2 separate regions of the Homo sapiens genome follow, and region 2 is linked to region 1. A link is a loop called in an ENCODE intact Hi-C map of the cell type or tissue named here. Cell type or tissue: CD4-positive, alpha-beta T cell. All regions are shown on one strand. Links, peaks and the distances in the headings refer to the core of each region. The heading gives the core; the rest is flanking DNA.

What was found. Peaks named below come from ENCODE experiments on the same cell type or tissue, not always from the same donor. Only the 100,000 strongest peaks of a DNase experiment are listed, where the experiment ranks them.
Region 2: a loop joins it to region 1, with 2.7 times the contacts of the local background. A loop is called at or near these places in 10 of 110 quality-filtered maps.

The regions. Positions count from the first base shown.
Region 1 is chr3:184,350,388-184,358,424 of GRCh38, forward strand. It overlaps CLCN2 (chloride voltage-gated channel 2), which reads right to left. Exons shown (of 24, transcript NM_004366.6): 4 at 7,795-7,923; 5 at 7,575-7,708; 6 at 7,392-7,469; 7 at 7,233-7,311; 8 at 6,975-7,100; 9 at 6,795-6,879; 10 at 6,606-6,707; 11 at 5,307-5,391; 12 at 4,987-5,142; 13 at 4,517-4,586; 14 at 4,161-4,271; 15 at 3,714-3,927; 16 at 3,275-3,408; 17 at 2,863-3,035; 5 more. Among named protein-coding and RNA genes, the nearest start is that of CLCN2, 7.2 kb to the right of the region's middle. In CD4-positive, alpha-beta T cell, for the core only: CTCF peaks have their summits at 4,070 (motif pointing right) and 4,288; a DNase peak (open chromatin) is centred at 4,084.
Region 2 is chr3:184,518,650-184,530,493 of GRCh38, forward strand. The region is part of intron 6 of LINC01839 (long intergenic non-protein coding RNA 1839); the gene reads left to right. Among named protein-coding and RNA genes, the nearest start is that of LINC01840, 32 kb to the right of the region's middle. RefSeq lists enhancers at 6,347-7,151, 7,152-7,954. In CD4-positive, alpha-beta T cell, for the core only: no CTCF peak of the experiment used is centred there; DNase peaks (open chromatin) are centred at 5,372, 6,542 and 6,852; H3K4me3 peaks cover 1,024 bases; H3K27me3 peaks cover 302 bases.

The sequences.
Region 1 (8,037 bases), core at 1,969-5,968:
ACAGGCTTTTGAGTCAGACCATCCTAGATTCCAGGCCCAGTTCTGCTACTTATTATTATTTTTTTGAGATGGAGTTTCGCTTTTGTCACCCATGCTGGAGTGCAGTGTCATGATCTCGGCTCACTGCAACGTCCACCTCCCATGTTCAAGCAATTCTCCTGCCTCAGCCTCCCATGTAGCTGGGATTACAGGTGCCTGCCACCACGCCTGGCTAATTTTTTGTATTTTTAGTAGAGATGGAGTTTCACCATGTTGGCCAGGCTGGTCTCGAACTGCTGACCTCAAGTGATCCACCTGCTGCAGCCTCCCAAAGTGCTGGGATTACAGGTGTAAGCCACTGCGCCAGTTCTGCTACTTATTAGCTGTGTGTCCTTGTGCAACTTGCTCAACCTCTCTGAATCTCAGTTTTCTTATCTATAAAAACTGGAGGATCGCAATATCTAAGTGCGTGCTTGTGATGATTAAACAGTTGAAGAGCTTAGCACAGTGTCTCGCACATAGCAAGCACTCGAAAAATGTCAGCATGATCATCATCATGGATGTTTGAGGAGTAAGATCATTGTGGAAAGGCCTCAGAGGTTTTGGGAAGAAGGGCTTTAGATAAAAGCCCTCTCAGGCCTATTACCTTTTTTCTTGCAACTGCACTGCAGTTTGCCACTCATCCAAGGACTTCTAAGTTCCTTTATTTTTGCCTTTTTGTTTCTCTTTTGTCCCCTATGCTTCCTGCCTCAGTCTCCGCTTGTCCATGCTATACTGGCTCTTAGGCAGAGCTTGTGTGTAAGCTGAATGCCCAAGCTGCAGGTTTTGGGTACATCTACCTGCTGCTTATCCCCTCCCCCAAACCCCCCAACGCTTCAAGGCTTGTACATTATGCCTGTCAAAAGTTTAGCTAAAACACCCCTTGGCTTCTGCTGGTCCCAGGAGCCATTTTACCAATGCAGGCTGCCCCCCTTAGGAGTCCTGGACGCAGAGAGCTCCTGGCCTCCTCTGGGGTCTGCCTCGCCCACCCCAGGCAGTCTGCTCAGTTCCTCGCCGCATTTCTGCAGGCTGCTTTGCAGTTCTGCTGAGCCATCTTCCCGCGTCCGTACCAGTTTTCCTTCGGCCCACATTAAGGCAGACTTTCTGGGGTCTGGCATTCCAAGCCCCCCACTGGGTGTTTCTCATCTTTGTTTATCTCTACTCTGCAGTCTCCCCACCCCTACTTGGATGTTTGTTGGCTTGTTTATTGCATTTTCTTATCCTGCCTGTTTCTCACCCGTTTTTTTCCGCATGGGCGTATCAACCTTGCTGGGCTGTGGTGGCCTCCCGCCTAGCTCTGACCCTGGCCTGGCCTTCTGGCTTCCACCCAGCTCAATCCCTGTCTTTGTTGCTTCGTTGGTCCAGAGTTCCCTCGAGGGCAAGGCTGAGCAGAGGAAAAACGATGCCTGGCTCCACCACAGAGCAGGAGGAGGCTGCTCCCACCTCCCATCATCCAAGCAGTATGTCTAAAAAACATCTCCGCACTGAGCCAACTCCCTTCTCCTCCCTCCTTCCCCACTGGCCTGAGTCCAAACTTGTAGGGGGACCAAGATCCCCACTGTGTCCTGAGAGCCTAGACCAGCCCTGGGCCAGGCTGCTGGCCCTACCTTGTGCAAAGAGGTCCGCTCCACCAGCTGGAAGGGAGCAGGATCAATTTTGCAGTCACTGAAGTTGACAGGTTCATCTAGTTGCTGCTCCTCCCACTCCAGAATCTGAGGGGAAGAGACTATGAGGTTTAGGGAGAAGGTGCCTGTAGCTGACCTCACCTCCCTGAAAGCTGGCCTGCCCTTTTTCCAACCCCGTGGTCCCTCCCATGGGGACAGCAGCCAACATGATGATTGAACACAACCAGGAAGAAACAGGGTCCAGAGTCCAGTGGCACCTTACCTCTTCAGGGCTCATCTCGCCTTCCAGGTCCGCGTCACTCTAGTAGAGAGGGAGGGAGGCTGGCAGCTAGGGGCTCTGGAGTTTATCCAGCCTAGACCCTGCCCTCCCTGCCCGGTGCCGCCGAGATGCTAGAAGAGCAGGCATACTTACTGCCAGGGAGATTCGGACACGCTTCAGCTTGCGCTTCTCACAGGATTCCAACTTCTTCAGTTTTGTTAGAGCCAAACCAGAAAGATGAGGAGTTGAGGTTATAGGGAGAGGGGAGGTGAGGGGAAGTGGTGGAGCCCAGGGGAAAGGGCACGCCACAGGACCTGAGCTGACAGCAGGGAGGGCCGAAGGGCAGGGAGAATAGAGGCAGGCACTGCAGGGTTAATGACGTGGTCTCAGCATTGGAGAGGGAGCTGGGGAAAAAGCAAGCTAGGAGGACAGGCTCCAGCCACTCACCTCCGAAGCAGCCTCAGGGGGTGGACTGCCACAGAAGAGGCTCCGGAGGGCGATGCCTGCCGACTCTGCGCTCCCTGTGTTCCCAAACATAAGGCCCCAGGGGGCAATGTCATCTTTTGGGGAGAGGACCAGGAAAGGTAAGGAAGACACAGGGAGAGGTATCCCAGTTCCAGCCCTGGCCCATGTGGGCAGCCTCTTCCAGCTGGGATGTACCCCAGCAACAGGGCTGGGCAGGGACTCTAATGGATCTCAGTAGCTTGGCTGAGGCTCTGTGGACACAGGAGACATGGGCTTACCTGTGGGACTCTCTCCGAGGTTCCTGGTGACACTGGGCCCCCTCTTGAGTGCAGGCTTTAGGGGCTTGTGGGTCTCCCCCCGGGCTGCTGGGAAGGCTGAGTCTTCTGTGTTCACCTGCATAGGCAGGAAGGGGCTGGTGAGGCCACGGCCCCAGACCACCCTCCCAATCAGTCTACACAATGACATTTAGGAAGCGTTTGTGGCTTTTCCCCTCACCTGGAAGCAGACAGAAGCCTCAGGGGTAGGGGGACCCTCCTGATCAGATAGTGGAGAGGTCTGGGTGGCTCTGCGCTCCTGCATGTGCTGCCGCCGGCGGGCTGGGCTCAGCTGGGCCCCCAACAATGCCACCACCTGTGAACGCTCGATGGAGCCCAGCAGAATCATGGACTCTGGACAGAACAGGTGGAAGGACTCAGGAGCTGAGAGGGAGCCCTCCAGCCCCGTCCTTCTCTCACACTCAGAGTGGGGGGCCTTGCATGCAGGCCACACACCAGAGGGAAGCCCCCACCTGGCAAGTGCTGGTCCATTCCCTTTGGAACCAAGGAGACTGGTCCTGAGCTCCCTGCCCCTTCCCGAAGCTTCGACCCTGGGCAATGCCCCTAGCACCTGGGACCCCTCCTGGCCTCACCAGGGGACTCCACTAGGGCCAGCATTCGGCCCTTGGTCCTGTGCAGTGCCAAACGCAGGTCCCGGAAGGTGCAGCTGAGGGCCACATGGGGAACATCCCGCACCATGATGTCCTCCACACGCACCCGGTACTGCCTGGGGGCCGAGAGAGGCGCTTGGTTTGTGGTCAGCATGGGGAGAGGTGCCCAGAGCATTGCCATCCCAGGGCCACAAGGAGGGCTCCAGAGCCCATCCATGGGGACGGGAGCTAAGGACCAAGGGGTGCTCCCACCCTTCTTTCTGAACAGCAGGGGCCAGCTACAGCCCCTCCAGAGTGTGGACGAAGGTGGCTCATCTCCCAGCTTCGTAGGCTCCAGGACCTTGCTAGAGGTGGCTGTAGGGGGATCTAGGATGCCCTCTGCCCTTCACCCACAGCCCCCTTGGCACCCAGCCCTCCGTACTGGTGGCGGCCCCAGCCGAGCTCAGGCAGGTAGGGCAGTTTCTTGATTCGGATGATGCTGTCATAGAGGGAGGGCTGCAGACTCTGGGCGACAGCGTTGGCCAGGATGACGGCGATCATGACAGGCAGGATGTGGGCAATCTGGCCTGTGAGCTCGAACACGATCACAGCCGTGGACACTGTGTGTGTCACCGCTCCTGCCAGCGCAGCTGCCCCTGGGGACAGTCACACTCAGTCTCCTCAGGGTGCCCAGGTCCCAGAAGACCCTCCACAACCAGGGCAGGTCCTGAGTGGGTCCCTCAGGGCTGCCCAATACAGTCCTGGGATTGGACCTGTGCATCTGAGGGAAGCCTGGTTTCTGCCAGCAGGGGGCACCAGAGTCTCGGACCCTGTGGCTGGGGCGTGGGTGGGGGGGTCTCCCAAGGCCGATGGGACCTGAGGCACTCACCGACCACAGCGTAGCCCCCAGGCACAATCCGGTAGGTGCTGCTGTCCGTATGAATTCCATCTGGGAACCAGGCAGCCATGCTTTCACCCACCAGACGCCCAAATGCTGCTCCTTCAGGGAGGGGGGTGGGAAGAGAAAGAGGCAGTGGAGGGGGAGGGCAGGGGGCACTAGGAAGAGAGAGGGTCAGAGGGTGAGGGAGGGGCCAACGGGTCATTCAGTGTAGGGCACAGCCCTGTGGGGTCAGGGTTCGGGCTAGGGCTGGACCAAAAACCCGCTCTTGGGCAGAGGGTTGGCTGGGGGGGTGGCCAGAGGCTGAGGAAGGTGCAGGCTGGGTGAGCAGGCAGCTGAGAACTCACCAATGACAAAGACAGGCATGAAGGCCCCACAGGGAACTGGGATGGTGGTGGCCAGTGCAGACATCCAGAACTGCAGGCAGGGGGTGGTTCAAAGGCGAAGAGGCTCCACCTGGCCCCAGGCAGCCCACAGCGCCACCCAGGAGAAGTCTACCTCGCTGATCAGGTGGGCGTAACCCTCCCAGCCACCCCGTAACCCTCCTAGCTACCCTGGGACCCCCAGGCCTCCCAGGTGATGGCAAGGGGAAGGACTCTGGAAGCAGATGGCTTGGGTTCAGATCATCGCTCTGCCCTCTAGCTGTGTGACTTTGGGCCAGCTACTTGTGTTTCGACTCCCCCATCTTTCAAACGGGGGTGATAATAGTGCCTTTCCCATGGCACTGTGGAGAGGCTTCGAGGAGTGAGCACTGCGTGGCAGGTGCTTAGAAGGGCAAGCTATGTAAAGGTTAGCAGTGTACACGTGAGGAGCCCACCTTCATGAGAATGAAGATGACCAGGGTGAGGAAGACGTTGGCACGTGGTGGGTTCCAGGCCTGTGAGGTGCTGGGTGGTTCTAGCTCCTCCACCAGGCCCTGGCGGACCCACGTCCGATTGTCAAACAGGGTGACCAGCGTCTCTTTCTGTGAGAGCTAGAGTGAACAGGGTGCCTCAGGCTGGGAAACCGACAGGATGAAGGGAAGAGGCCATGGGATCCCACGGGGAACAAGGGGTCCCACAGTCACACTGGGGCTGTTGGCTTTGGAGGAATGCCTTCCAAGGGAAAGCACAAAACTCCTGTTCTGCCTGTGGTTACCTGTCCAGCCATGAACTGTCCAAAGCCAGGGGGGAAGGTCAGCGTGGAGATGAGCAGGGTCACCAGAGCCGGGAAGAGCAGGCGTCTAGAGTCGTAGGTTTCACATCAGTCGTGGGTGGCCAAGGGCTGGGTGGCCTCGCATATCTCAGGGCTGAGGTCAGAGCAGAGCCTTGGCTCTTTCATGAAAACACTCAGTCCTGACAGAAGGTCTCCTTTGCTGTTTATGATACGATAGCCCCAAGGCTGATGGTGGACTGGGGTTATTCTAAGAGCAGGGGTCTGACCCAAAGACCTTTCTGTCAGCCCCTGACTCTGTAGGTGGGTAGCAGCAGCAGAAAGTCCATCCTCCAAGCCCTCCCTTGGGGCCCTCCGAGTTGTTATTCCACCCTCCACCCTCAGAAGCCCATCAGGGCATATTGTGTGATGGGGTGGAGAAGTTTCTGCCTCTCTTTGTCTCTCTGCAGTGACTTAGAGTGAAGGTCAATGTTGGGGGAAGCTGGGGTCACTTGTAAAGTTGACCAGAGGTGCGTAGGGAGCAGGTTCAGCTGGCTGCCCTCTCTCTGAAGGATGTCAGTCCCAAGGGAAGTCATGTCTCGCCCTCCCCACTCCCAATCCTCAGGGTCACACTGAGAGAGCTGTGTTCTGGAGATTAAAAAAAAAAAAATCTCGGCCGGGCACAGTGGCTCACGCCTGTAATCCCAGCACTTTGGGAGGCCAAGGTGGGCAGACCTGAGGTCGGGAGTTCGAGACCAGCCTGACCAACGTGGCGAAACTGTCTCTACTAAAAAATACAAAATTAGCCGGGCGTGGTGGTGCATGCCTGTAATCCCAGCTACTTGGGAGGCTGAGGCAGGAGAATCGCTTGAACCCAGGAGGCGGAGGTTGCGGTGAGCCGAGATCGCACCATTGCACTCCAGCCTGGACAACAAGAGTGAAACTCCGTCTCAAAAAAAAAAAAAAAAAAGAGATCTCATCTATCCCCATGGGTCATGGGGGGAACCTGAGGCTCAAACACTCTCCAGGGAGCATTCCTATATGGGCCAGCCCAGAGGACCTGAGGAGGCCTTAGTCTTTGATTCCCAAATGTCCTCTACCGCTGACTATAAACTTAAAAATGCCAATTTTCAGGTAATTCATATGAATATAAAAATGCTCAGTCAGCCTGGAAAACACTGCTGGCTGATTTCTCAGTGAAGTGCCTGTTTTGACTGGGCCATTCTCTCCCCATCACTGTCCCCTGACCTACTGTGGCCCTTATACAACTCAAAGCAGCCTGGAGAGGAGCCGAGAGCCACTCACTTCCTCATGAGGAAGCGATTGATGGTTTTCTGCTTCCGCATCACCTGGACAATCTTCCGGTTCAGGTAGACAAAGAGGGCTCCACCGAAGCCACTAGCAATACTGGAAAGGGAAGAGGCACCTGAGTGAAAAGGAGCCTTCTAGAAACCCCCCTCCTCTCTGATACCCCCAGCCCCCTCAGCTCCTCACCCAATGACAGCAAAGGCTGGCAGCTCCTGCAGGTCAAAGGGGAAGTCGAGCCGGAATCGGGTTTTGAAGAGGGCTGTAATAGTCTCTAAAGGGAAGAACAGCAGAGGGAGGCAGGCCTAGCCTCGTGGGCCCCCTACCTGGCACCATCTCGGGCTGCCCTCATCCCCTGGGTGCCCCCACCTTCATCCCGGTTCCAGACTGCCAAGACCCGGAAGATGAAGGCACTGAAGGTGGCAGCGAAGAAGCCCCGCCAGTAGTTCCGCACTGCAAAGAAGGTGGAGGTGACCTCGATGCTGAAGAGGACGCCTGTGAGGGGGAGGGAGACCAGCACTTGAGGCCTGGGCCTGGCCTAAGGCCTCAGACCCAGATAAGAGGGGCCAAGGAGGAGAGGCCAAGGGCAGGGTTGTGGGGCTGGACTGACCTAGGAGCCCTGCCTACCTCCAATAGGTGCCGCGAAGCAGCAGCCCACCCCCACGGCACAGGCGGCAGCCAGCATCTCTGTGTTCCGGGATTCATTCTGGCGAGAGTGGTGGCAAGAGGGGGTCAGCTGTGGGCTCAGCAGCCTCTGCCCCCTACTTGCCCCAGGGTTCCCCTTACCTCATAGATACCCCCAAAGAGGGAGAGGAACTTGCTGAGAAGGGCAGCACACATGCTTGCGATATGCACAAAAGGGCCCTGCGGGGTGGGGCAGGCGGTGAGTCGGGAGGGGGCCCGCCCTGACCTTGGCCTGGCCTCCTCTTCCACCAGGAGGGACTCCTTCATTCCCCAGCCTGCAGTTACCTCTTTGCCAAGCGGCATCCCGCTGCCTAGGGCGCAGGTCAGCCCAATGACCTTAGCTATAAAGGTCTTGAGTGTGAGGTATTCTTTCAGCACCACTCCCCGCAAGATGGTCTTCATCTCAGGGATGCCAGAGCCTGGAGAGGGAACAGTCTCAGGAGAGGCATTCGATGCACCCATTTCAGGGGTCCCGCCTCTGCCCTCCCCTTCTCTTCTAACATACCGACAGCCTGAGGGGCCAGGATCTGTGTGAATCCGGCTGAGAAAGTGATGAGGACAACAGGGTAGGTGACCCAGGCCAGGTACTGGAGCAAGATGCTGGTGTTCAAGCCCCGGGACATCCACTGCTGGGCTGTGGGAAGAGGACCTGCTGGACCCCCAGTGCACACACCCACTGCCTGCCTGGCCAGTGGACCACGCTGATACGACAGGCTGTCCCAGGGAGTACCACACAGAGTCAGGGCAT
Region 2 (11,844 bases), core at 3,362-7,361, 170 kb after region 1:
ATTTTCATTACTATTCATTTCTTTCTCCCCCTTTGTTAAATTAGAAGCACTCATGGGCTTTCCTAATCAAAACTAGATTTATTTACTGTTGTATCAAAACATGGCAACAACCTGCTGCCACACCCCCAGGTGCTCACTGCTTGGGCGCCCTCCTCCCAGTGAGATAAATCCTTTAAAACACCTTTGCTTCCTCACTGTTCCCAAATATTCTCAACTCCTTGTTTTTTTCAAAGACGGTTCAGTGTTCCTGACTTATAACTAATATTAAGTTTGTCCCTTATGATAAAACCGTTCTTACTTCACACTCATATTACAAATTTTCGCACTATTCTCATCCATTTAAATCTAACAATATATAATGCAAACATCATTTCTCAGTAACTGTCTCCCTTTCTTTCTCATATTTCCTTTTGTTGAAGTCTCTAGATTCATTTCTTATTTGGTTATTCTTGGCATCTTTCTTTTACTTGACAGGTAAGTGGTCTTTTACCTGTGTATAAGATTCATAGGTCCCTGTCCTTTCTCTTAATATCTGTAGTTATTAGTCTATCATCCCTTAGACCCTAGGGCTGTGGCAAAACAAAACAAAACAAAAACAAACAAACAAACAAAAACCTCCTATCAAGCTAGTAATATAAGGAAACTTCCTTAATACAGTAAGGTTACCTACAAAAAAAACTTATCACAAACATCATAATTAATGGTACAATGCTGAAACTTTTCACCTTTAGGTCAGGAATGAGGCAAGGATGCTCAATTTCACTATTTCCACTTAACATATTATTGTATATCGAAGCCGGTGAGAGAAGGCAAAACAAAGACATAAAAAATTATATTATTTAGGCCGGGCACGGTGGCTCACATCTGTAATCCCAGCACTTTGGGAGGCTGAGGCGGGTGGATCACGAGGTCAGGAGATTGAGACCATCCTGGCCAACACGGTGAAACCCTGTCTCCACTAAAAATATAAAAAAGTAGCCAGGCATGGTGGCAGGCGCCTGTAGTCCCAGCTACTCCACAGGCTGAGGCAGAAGAATGGCGTGAACCCTGGAGGCGGAGCTTGCAGTAAGCTGAGATTGCACCACTGCACTCCAGCCTGGGGGACAGAGAGAGACTCCATCTCAAAAAATATATATATAAAATAAAATAAAAATTGTATTATTTAAAAGAAGGAAATAAAACTATCATTAGCTGTAGGCAGTGTGACTGTGTATGTAAACATTCTAGAACAATCTAAAGATAATATGTTTAATTTAATGAATGGATTTAACAAGAATGCTGGCTCCAAGGTTGATATACCAAATATAGCACTGATTTGTAGCTCACTATTATTGCCACGTGTAACAACAGGAAATAATCCCACAAACATAATACAGAGAGAAAGGAGCAAAGGATTAAAACAAATACAGCATCATCTCATTCTTTTTTTTTTTTTTTTTTTTGAGACGGATCTCGTTCTGTTGCCCAGGCTGGAGTGCAGTGGTGCGATCTTAGCTCACTGAAGTCTCTGCCTCCTGGGTTCAAGCTATTCTCGGGCCTCAGCCTCCCAAGCAGCTGGGACTACAAGTGTGCACCACCATGCCTGGCTAATTTTTGTATTTTTAGTAGAGACGGGGTTTCACCATGTTGGCCAGGCTGGTCTCTAACTCCTGACCTCAGGTGATCTGCCGGCCTCGGCCTCCCAAAGTGCTGGGATTACAGACGTGAGCCACCACACCCAGCCTCATTCTATTTGAATAATATATTTTTTTAAACTAAGATATATTGTTTAGAGATATACATATACTGTTTATTACAGAAATCAGGCATTTCAGAAATTAGAAATCCCTCCCTGGTGGGGAGGGAGATTATTGTCTATAAGGGGCACAATGGAGCAGGAGGAGCAGTTCTAAGGTGTTGACAATGGTTTTTTTTTTTTTTTGAGACGGAGTCTCGCTCTGTCGCCCAGGCTGGAGTTCAGTGGCGCGATCTCGGCTCACCACAACCTCCACCTCCTGGGTTCACGCCATTCTCCTGCCTCAGCCTCCTGAGTAGCTGAGACTACAGGCGCCCGCCACCATGCCCGGCTAATTTTTTTTGTATTTTTAGTAGAGACGGGGTTTCACCGTGTTAGCCAGGATGGTCTCGATCTCCTGACCTCGCAATCCGCCTGCCTTGGCCTCCCAAAATGCTGGGATTACAGGCGTGAGCCACCGCGCCCGGCCCGACAATATTTTATTTCTCTACCTGGGTTGTAGTTACACAACTGTTCACTTTATATTTATCATAAGCCATATATATGTGTGTATATATATATGCGTATGTATAAAATCCTAGTTTTCTATATAGAGATATATACCATGTTTATCAATAGGAAGACTCAATATCATAAAGTTGTCTACTTCCCCAAATTAGTCTATGAAGTTACTGGTTTTTTGGTTTGTTTGTTTTTGAGATAGCATCTCACCCTGTCACCCAGACTAGAGTGCAGTGGCGTGAGCATGGCTCACTGCAGCCTTAAACTCCTGGGCTCAAGCCACCCTCCCACCTCAGCCTCTGGAGCAGCTGGGACTACAGGTGAACGCCACCAAGCCAGGCTAAGTTTTTTTTTTTTTTTAATTTTTGTAGAGATGGGGCCTTGCTATGTTGCACAGACTGGCCTTGAACTCCTGGCCTCAAATGATCCTTCTGCCTCGGCCTCCCAAAGTGCTGGGATTATAGGTGTGAGCTACCGTGCCTGGCCCTGAAGTTACTGGGTTTTTTTTTTCTTTTTCTTTTTTATTATTATTATTTTTTTACCGCTTATCCTCAAGTTCTATGAAGTTACTGTTTTAATCAAAATTCCCAACAAAGATTTTTATAGAACTGGTATGCTAACTTTAAAAAAATGTACATTTCACAATAAAAATGCATGTAAAGTACTATAATAAAAGATGAAACAATTTTAAAAATAGAACTCTTGGAGTGGGGAAAGCCTTTCTAAGTAAAGGACAAAACTCAGAAGACAAAAAAGGAAAAATAGAACATGTGCAAATACATTAAAGCAAAATTCTGTATGGAAAAAACAAAAAAAGTAAAAAAAAATGAAAAGTTAGAAAAAATACGGCAACTCATATGTTATATAAATAGCTAATTTCCTCAATATATAGTTAGCTCTTACTATCAACATAGGAATAAATACAGCCCAAAAGAAAATCAGCATACAGCAAGAAAAGATGTATAAATGGCTTAAAGACATACAAAAAGATGGGTTCTATTTCAACCATAATTAAGAAAATGCATATTAAAGAAAAAATAAGTTCTTCATTTTAAAATTTGATAATATAAAGTGTTAGCGTGAATGAGGGCAATGCAGATAGGCAATTCTCATGCGTTTGTTGGAATTGTAAATTGTTGCAATCTTTTTAGAGAGCGATTTGGCAGTCTATCAAAATTACACATGCATTTATTCTCTGCCCATTCCTATAGGGATGCTCCCATTGTTGTAAAGCTGTATGTATAAGAATGATGATTGCAGTGTTGTTTGTTATTGCAAAAGACTGGACACAAGTTAACAGGGAACTGGAAAATGAACTGTGTAGTTATTTTTAAAATGAGCTAAACTTTATGCACTAACATGGGAAGATTACAAAGGGAAAAGCAAAGTGCTGAACTGTATTTTATACTTTAATTGGTGTCAAAAAAATGGATGGGATAGATTTGGAGAGAATATAATCATATGCATAATTGTAGGAGACTACAATATTTCTGGAAGGCTACACAAGAACCTGTAAGCAGCGGAAGCCTGCTGGTGGGGGAGCCGATAACCTGAGGTGGGCAGGTGGGCAGCTGAGTTCCATTTGTACGCTTTGTACTTTTTTTTTAAGAGATGGGGATCTTGCTGTGTTACCCAGGCTGAAGTGCAGTGGCTATTCACAGGCGCCATCATGGTGCACTACAGCCTCAAACTCCTAGGCTTAAGTGATCCTCCTGCCTCAGCTTTCTAACGTGACTACACTGTGCTCATGTCATTTTCCATTTTTTATAAATCTATTGCCCTATATTCTCGCTCTGTCTCTCTGTCTCCGTTTCTATTTGCCTCTCTATTACACACACATAAACTTTGTAAATTCTTAAGTGCATAAAAATTCTCCTGCTTTCTTCCTTTCTCCAAAGGTTCTAATACTTTTTGTCAAACTGGAGAAAACTCACTGTAGAGGCCATCTTCCCATGACCCCAATCTGCATGTTGATACAAATCATTAAATACTTTTAAGGATTATAACTGAAAAGGTTTACAATTAAAACCATACGTAAAGGTGTTGTTTTCCAATTATGAAAGTAAATCCTGGAGACTGCTGAAATTTTATAGAAATCAAGTATCTAGGAATAAATGTAACAAAAGATGTTAGATATATATGAAAAACTTTATTGAAGGATTTTGAAGAAGACCTAAATAAATGAGACATATTCCATGGTTATCAATAGGAAGACTCAATATCATGAAGATGTCAGTTTCCCTAAATTAACCTAGGAAGTCATTGTTTAAATCAAAATCCCAACAAAATGTTTATAGAACTGACAAGCTAATTCTAAAATATGTATGAAAATGCAGAGAACTCCAAATAGTTGAGATAGTCTTGAAAAAAAAATGTATGAATACATGCTCATCCAGAAATCAAGACTTATTATCAAGTTATAGTATGTGAGAGTGCAGTATTGCTAGAGGACAGAACAATGTAACAAAATAGAGAACCCAGAAACAGACCACCACTTACTGGGAAATTTGATTTATGGCAAAGCCAGCATTGCAGATGACTGGAAAAGGATGAGCTGTCCAATAAATGCTTTGACAATTATTATCCAAGGAGAAAGATGATCTCTCCACCACACCTTTACAAAGAATCAAATCCAGATAGATGTAAGACCAAATATAAAACGACAAAATTTAAAAACTTTTAGAAGAAAGTGTAGGGAAACTTATATCTTGGAAGAGGAAAAGGTACTTTAACCATGTCAACCAAAGTACAAACTTTAAAGAAAGAGGTAAATTAGAATATGTGCAGATGTAAATTTTCTGTGTCTTGAAAGACATCACAAATAGTTATAAGATAAGCCATGGAGTGAATGACAATATTTGCAACTCATCCATCTGATGAAAGATTAAGATACAAAATTTATAAAGAATTCTTAAAAACCAACAAGAAAATGTCAACAACCAATAGAAAAATAGGAAAAAGTTATGATCAAGACTTTACAGTATAAAAAATACCAATAAACATAGGAACAAATGCCTGACCTCTAACCCCATGGTAATTAGGGAAATGCAAATTTAAACCATGAGAAGTAACCACACCCATTACACTGGAAAAGAACTGACGTGATGAGAGGCAGTGTTGAGGGCTGGGAGTGTTACTACAATGACTCATCTGCTGCTGGCAAGATCGCTTTGGAGAACGACTGGGCAGTAATTTGTAGCACTGAAGTTAGGCATCCCTTGCAATGTCTGTGGCCAATGCTAGGTGCACTCCATAGAAACTCACATGTGCACAAGAAGACACAGACCAGAATGTTCATCGCGGCACTGTTTGTAATAAGAACAAAATGGAAACATTCTAAATTTTCACAGCAGGAGAATGGATCAATACATTTAGTATGATATTAACAAGTCTACTATACTGCAGTGAAAATGATTTTTTATTTCTTAAAAAACAACAAACATATGTAGTGCCATGTGCCAGGCTCTGCTCTACGTTTTTGAGAAATATTAAGTCATATTTACTGAATGAACCAGAGCCAGATTCATCAACATGAGTCGACATGGATGAATCCCCAGAGCACCAAGTTGACTTAAAAAAGCAAGTCAAAGGAGTGTGCATAATACTTTGTCATATATGTCAAGTTTGAAATACTTATATAATGTTTAGGAATCCACTCATATGTAATAAAGATAGTGAGAAGTCACCTCAGGGATGAGGGTGAGGAAGGTGGTGAAGAGGGTCCCTAAGGGGCTTCAGCAGTGAGGTTGCTCCATTCCCCATGATTATTGATGGGTAAGTTCTTCTCTATACCTTGATATGTATCTGAAATAGTTCATAAAAAAGTTTTTTCAAAAGAAAAAAAAAGCACCCATTCCTATTTAAAATGTATTTCTTCCAGTCTTTCCACTATGCTTAGTTTATATACTTGTGATTATCTTGTGTATACAAACTCACCTTGTGCCTTTTACAGAATGAGAAAATTTCCTTATACTATCGAAAACTTTTCAGAAATGTTATCAATGACAGAATGATATCACAACTGTGGATACACCATAATGTATTTATCAGTGCCCAACTAGTTGATTCCAATTTTAGATAATTTTTTTTCTCATTTTTCAGTGCAAAGAATGTCTGTGTCCATAAAAGCTTTGGGGGAATATTTGGGATTATTTCTTCTGATGCATGACCACTACTAGAACCACAATATCAAACAGTGTGAGCATTCAAAGACTCTAACTCTGTATTATTACATTTTGCCAAAACAGCTAGACCAGTTCCGCCCCCCTCCCCCGTCCCTGACTGTGCCCGGATCACTCCACTTCCTCTGTAGCTCTGTCAGCCCTAAACAGTTTCCTTTTAAAAAGCCCTTACTATTTTGATCGGTGACAATGGAAGCTTATTTGTATTGTTTTGAGAACACCCCCCACAAACGCACGTAAAACCTCTATAAAGGGAGAACCGCCTTGCTGCTGAGGGCGCGGTGGGACCCGTCGCAGGGCCAGCTGCTCCGGCAGGTGCCCCCAAAGGGTCCCGCAGGTGATCCTCGGGGACTGAGCGCCCATCGCCCTTCCTACGCACTCAGATCCGCCGAGCCCAGCGCCCGCCAGAGCCCAGAGAGTCCTCGGGGTCAGAGTGGTCACGTCACCGTCATTCTTTTCCTGCCCGACTAGTCGCTCTGGGCTCCCCGGGGCCGGGGGCCGGGGGCCGAGCCGCCGCCCCGATTCCGGCTTCACCCGCCCGCAGCGCGCGGCGCCCCGCGCTCCATTCGCGCTACCTGGCGGCTGGCAGGCTGCCCCACCCCACCGCGGGCCACACACAGCCAGGGTGGGACCCCGGCCGCTTTCTCTTTCCCAGGGAGAGGACTGGAATTTGGGGGGGAGGTGGGAATTGAGGAAGTCGGGAAGGGAGGAGTAGAGAGGTGGGTGAGAAGGGGGAGGATGCTTCTAGAAGGCGGGTGAGGGAGCTGGGGAGGCCAGGAAGGGGAGGAAGGGGTAAGAGGTGCGGGAGGGCCTAACGGGGAGACTCCGGGGGCAATCAGTGGGTATTCACAGGGAGCTGGGCGCGAGCATCAGCGGGATGAAAGGCAGGTCAGGGCTTGCCCGTCAGGTCCGGACTGCGCCCTGGAGGGGCTCCCAGTAGAGCCTGCGCAGGAGCGCGGGGAGCGCGCAGCCCAGGCCTCTGGCCAGGTGGAGCAAGAGGAGGGCGGAGGTGGACAGCGCATCTCGCCCGTGGAGGACGGGCAAGGACGCCGCCTGCCCAGCTGTTGGAGTCTCCTGGGCACGGACTGAGGGGGAGGGTCTGAAGAGCCCAGAGATCCCAGAGGGACCAGCTTCTTGTTACAGGGAAAATCCTCACCACCGAGAGATGCAATGAGTGAATCACGGTCTAGCCCTGTTTGGGAGACTCTGTGGCCATTAAAAATGGCGATGCTCCCCAGAGTGTGTGGGGCACAGGAATCCTCTAGGGGGCTTACGAAAATGCAGATTCCGGTTCGGGCCTGACATTCTGCTCTTCTCACAAGCCCCCTGGCTCCTGCTATTGATGTAGAGCTAGCTTTAGATTGTACGGTAAAGGGAAAACCAGTAGGTGTGGGATGAGCCCATTTTGGTTCTTTGAAAAATGTGTTTCTTACACAAACACACAAACACATATACATATGCAGGAAATAAGATGCAAAAAACAAGAAAACACCAACTATGTTTTTCCCTAAGAGATGGGATTCTAGTCGATCTAAATTTTCTACTTTTTGCTTATCTCTATTTCCTGAATTTTCTTCAGTAAACATACATTCCTATTGTAAGAAAAAAGATTCTCGCAAAACCGTAGAAGTTACTTATTTCAAGGAGAGTGTAGGAGTCAAGGGAAAGCCTCCTTTGAAGGTTTACTAAAAATCACTGACAAAAGGCAGATTAACGGGAAAAAATGCATACAAATTTATTTGATCACAGTTTATGTGACATGGGAGCCTTTAGAATGACAACCCAAAGATACAAGAGAAGCTGTTTTTTGTTTTTGTTTTTGAGACGGAGTCTCTCTGTCGCCAGGCTGGAGTGCAGTGGTGCGATCTCGGCGCACTGCAACCTCTGCCTCCCAGGTTCAAGCGATTCTCCTGCCTCAGCCTCCTTAGTAGCTGGGACTACAGGTGCGCGCCACCACGCCCAGCTAATTTATTTCTGTATTTTTTAGTAGAGACGGGGTTTCACCATATTGGTCAGGCTGGTCTCAAACTCCTGACCTTTCCTTCTGGGGATGGGGCAGGGCCCCTCTTTGGAATGGGGTCCTATGAACTACAATCAAACAAAGTAGTCCAGGCACGGTGGCTCACACCTGTAATCCCACACCAGCACTTTGGAAGGCTGAGGAGGGTGGATCACTTGAGGTCAGGAGTTCAAGACCATTCTGACCAATATAGTGAAACCCTGTCTCTACTAAAATACAACATTAGCCGGGTGTGGTGGCACATGCCTGTAATTTCAGCTACTCAGGAGGCTGAGGCAAGATAATTACTTGAACTCAGGAGGCAGAGATTACAGTGAGCCGAGATTGCGCCATTGCACTCCAGCCTGGGCAACAAGAGCGAAACTCATGTCTCAACAAAACAAAACAAACAAACAAGAAAAAAACAGTAGGTTAGATCATTTCTTTTTGTTTTATCTTTTGAGACGGAGTCTCTCTCCGTTGCCCAGCCTGGAGTGCAGTGTTGCCATCTCAGCTCATTGCAACCTCCACCTCCCAGGTTCAAGTGATTCTCCTGCCTCAGCCTCCCGAGTAGCTGGGATTATAGGCACCCAACACCATGCCTGGCTCATTTTTCATATCTTTAGTAGAGATGGGGTTTCACCATGTTGGCCAGGCTGGTCTCAAACTCCTGAACTCAGGTGATCCACATGCCTCGGCCTCTCAAAGTGCTGGGATTACAGGCGTGAACCACTGGGCCCGGCCACATCTCTGGTTTCTATGATCTGTCTTGGGGAAGAAAGATTCTAGTTTCTAGGGCTAGCTGCAGGGGAGAATGAGGGGCCAGAGACAGGAGGACAGGAGAAGATCAGAGAAAAACTTTTGCATCTGAGGCCTTCATTTAGGCTCATTTTGTTTTCTGATCCCCAATGAGAGAAATCAGGCAGACGTTTCCAGATTTCCCTCAATTGGAATTAATTGCTCCTCCTGTGCCCTATACTCCTCTGCCTCCCAGGTTCAAGCGATTCTCCTGCCTCAGCCTCCGGAGTAGCTGGGATTACAGGCGCACGCCACCACGCCCAGCTAATTTTTGTATATTTGGTAGAGACAGGGCTTCACCACATTGGCCAGGCTGGTCTCGAACTCCTGACCTCAGGTGATCCGCTTGCCTCGGCCTCCCAAAGTGCTGGGATTATATGCATGAGCCACTGCGCCGAGCCTCTAGCACCTAATTTCTTAATTTAGAAACTTAACTTTCTTATTATCAATAAAACACTAGCTTCAAATTCAGAAGCCCACTCTTCCAGTTCCACATCACTGAAACTCTGTTTTCTCATGTATGAGCTTGGGGTGGTGGAATCTCTCTTGTACAGCTCAAGCTCCAGTGAGGGGAGAGATGGGTTCTCTATGAGTGAAGCCAGGTGCATGGGGTGGGTGATGGTGAGGATGGTGGTGGGGATGTGATGATGGTGATGTTGACTGTATTTGTTTAAATGAAGGGCTGATAATGTGAATAAGAAATCTAGAACCTGATTCCTGGGAATTAACTGGTTATCCCTGAAATGGTCTTTTTCTTCTCTGGACATCTCTATACAATACAAAACACTTTTGGCCGGGTGTGGTGGCTCATGCCTGTAATCCCAGCACTTTGGGAGGCTGAGGTGGGTAGATCGCTTGAGCCCAGGAGCTTGAGACCATCCTGGAAAAAATGGCAAAACCCTGTCTCTACAAAAAATACAAAATTAGCCGGGCATGGTGGCACGTGCCTATAGTCCCAGCTATTCAGGAGGCTGAGGCAGGAGGATCGCTTGAGCCTGGGAGGTGAAGACTGCAGTGAGCAGTGTGCAGTGATCACACCACCACACTCCAGCCTGGGTGACAGAGCAAGACCCTGTCTGGAAAAGAAAGAAAGAAAGAAAGAAAACAGTTTTATTAAGTTCCCCCTCGGTCTTCGGAAAGTTTTAGTCTATCAGACAAGTGGCATTTTTTAACTCATAATTTTTCATATTTTTATTAATCAAAGTCATTTGTAACTACCAGAGCTTTTAGTCAACCTGAAATGCAATATAACCACACTGAGCAGGTGCAATTCTATGCAAAAGAAAATTGACATTTTAGTTGACCTGTGCAGCTTTGTAAGAGGTAATTCTTTCATTGTTGTAAAGGCTTTTAAAATGGTGAAAAAGGCCCATGGATTCCCTAAGAATCTATCCTTAAAGAAACTGTGCATTGCAGAAGATAAAATGTATTTACAGAGATGTTTGCTGCATTATTTATTATGACTTAAACAGTAGAAACACACTAAATATTCATCTGTAAATAAATTAGGGCTTATTTGCATATTTGCACAATGGCATGCTTTGCAGCCATTAAAAGTTATGTTCGGTCTTAGGGTGGAGAAAGATTTCCAATGCGGGGCACCAAACCCAGAAGCCATTAGGGAAAAGCTGACAGATTTGACACCATAAATATTAAAAAGCTTGTCCTTGAAAGACATCATAAACAAAGTAAAAATACAAGTGCCAAACTGAGATAAAATATGCAAGAGGAAAAATATTAAATCCACATATTTTTATTTTCCCTGTAAATCACACTCTTTCAGCTTCTCCTCCCCAAGGCTGAGCCATGAAGCTCATTGCCCAGGGAAAGAAGGGCAGGTACTGCCTGGGACAGAGGCACCCTTGAGAGACTTTCTTAACTTTCCTTAACCCATTTAGCAAGACCAGAGGCTCAAATGCAAGCCTTTATGGAAAAAAGAAAAGGAATGATTTTGATTTTATCCTGAAGCTCGTCCTCTAATAGATCAAGGCTCAACCTTGGTGGACTTTTTTTTTGAGACAGAGTCTCACTCTGTCGCCCAGGCTGGAGTGCAATGGAGTGATCCCGGCTCACTGCAACTTCTTTTTTTTTTTTTAATTATACTTTAAGTTCTAGGGTACATGTGCACAACGTGCAGGTTTGTTACATATGTATACATGTGCCATGTTGGTGTGCTGCACCCATTAATTCACTGCAACTTCTGCCACCCACGTTCAAGCAATTCTCCTGCCTCAGCCTCCCGAGTAGCTGGGATTACAGGCATGCGCCACCATGCCTGGCTAATTTTTATTTTAGTAGAGATGCGGTTTCGCTATGTGGGTCAGGCTGGTCTGGAACTCCTGACTTCAGGTGATCTGCCCGCCTCAGCCTCCCAAAGTGCTGGGATTACAGGCGTGAGCCGCCGCACCTGGCCAACCTTGGTAGATTTAATCATGAAAGTCCACATGGGAGATGCGCTATCAAGAGGAAGTGGAAAAATGCCCCCCCTTCCCTGGGAGGGTTGTAGGGGGAGGAGGAAGATGGAGGGGGGAGGAGGAAGATGGAGGGGGGAGGAGGAAGATGGAAGGGGGAAGAGGAAGATGGAGCAGGGAGAAGCAGTTGTGAGAGATGTGTCCTGACAGCCCCAGTTC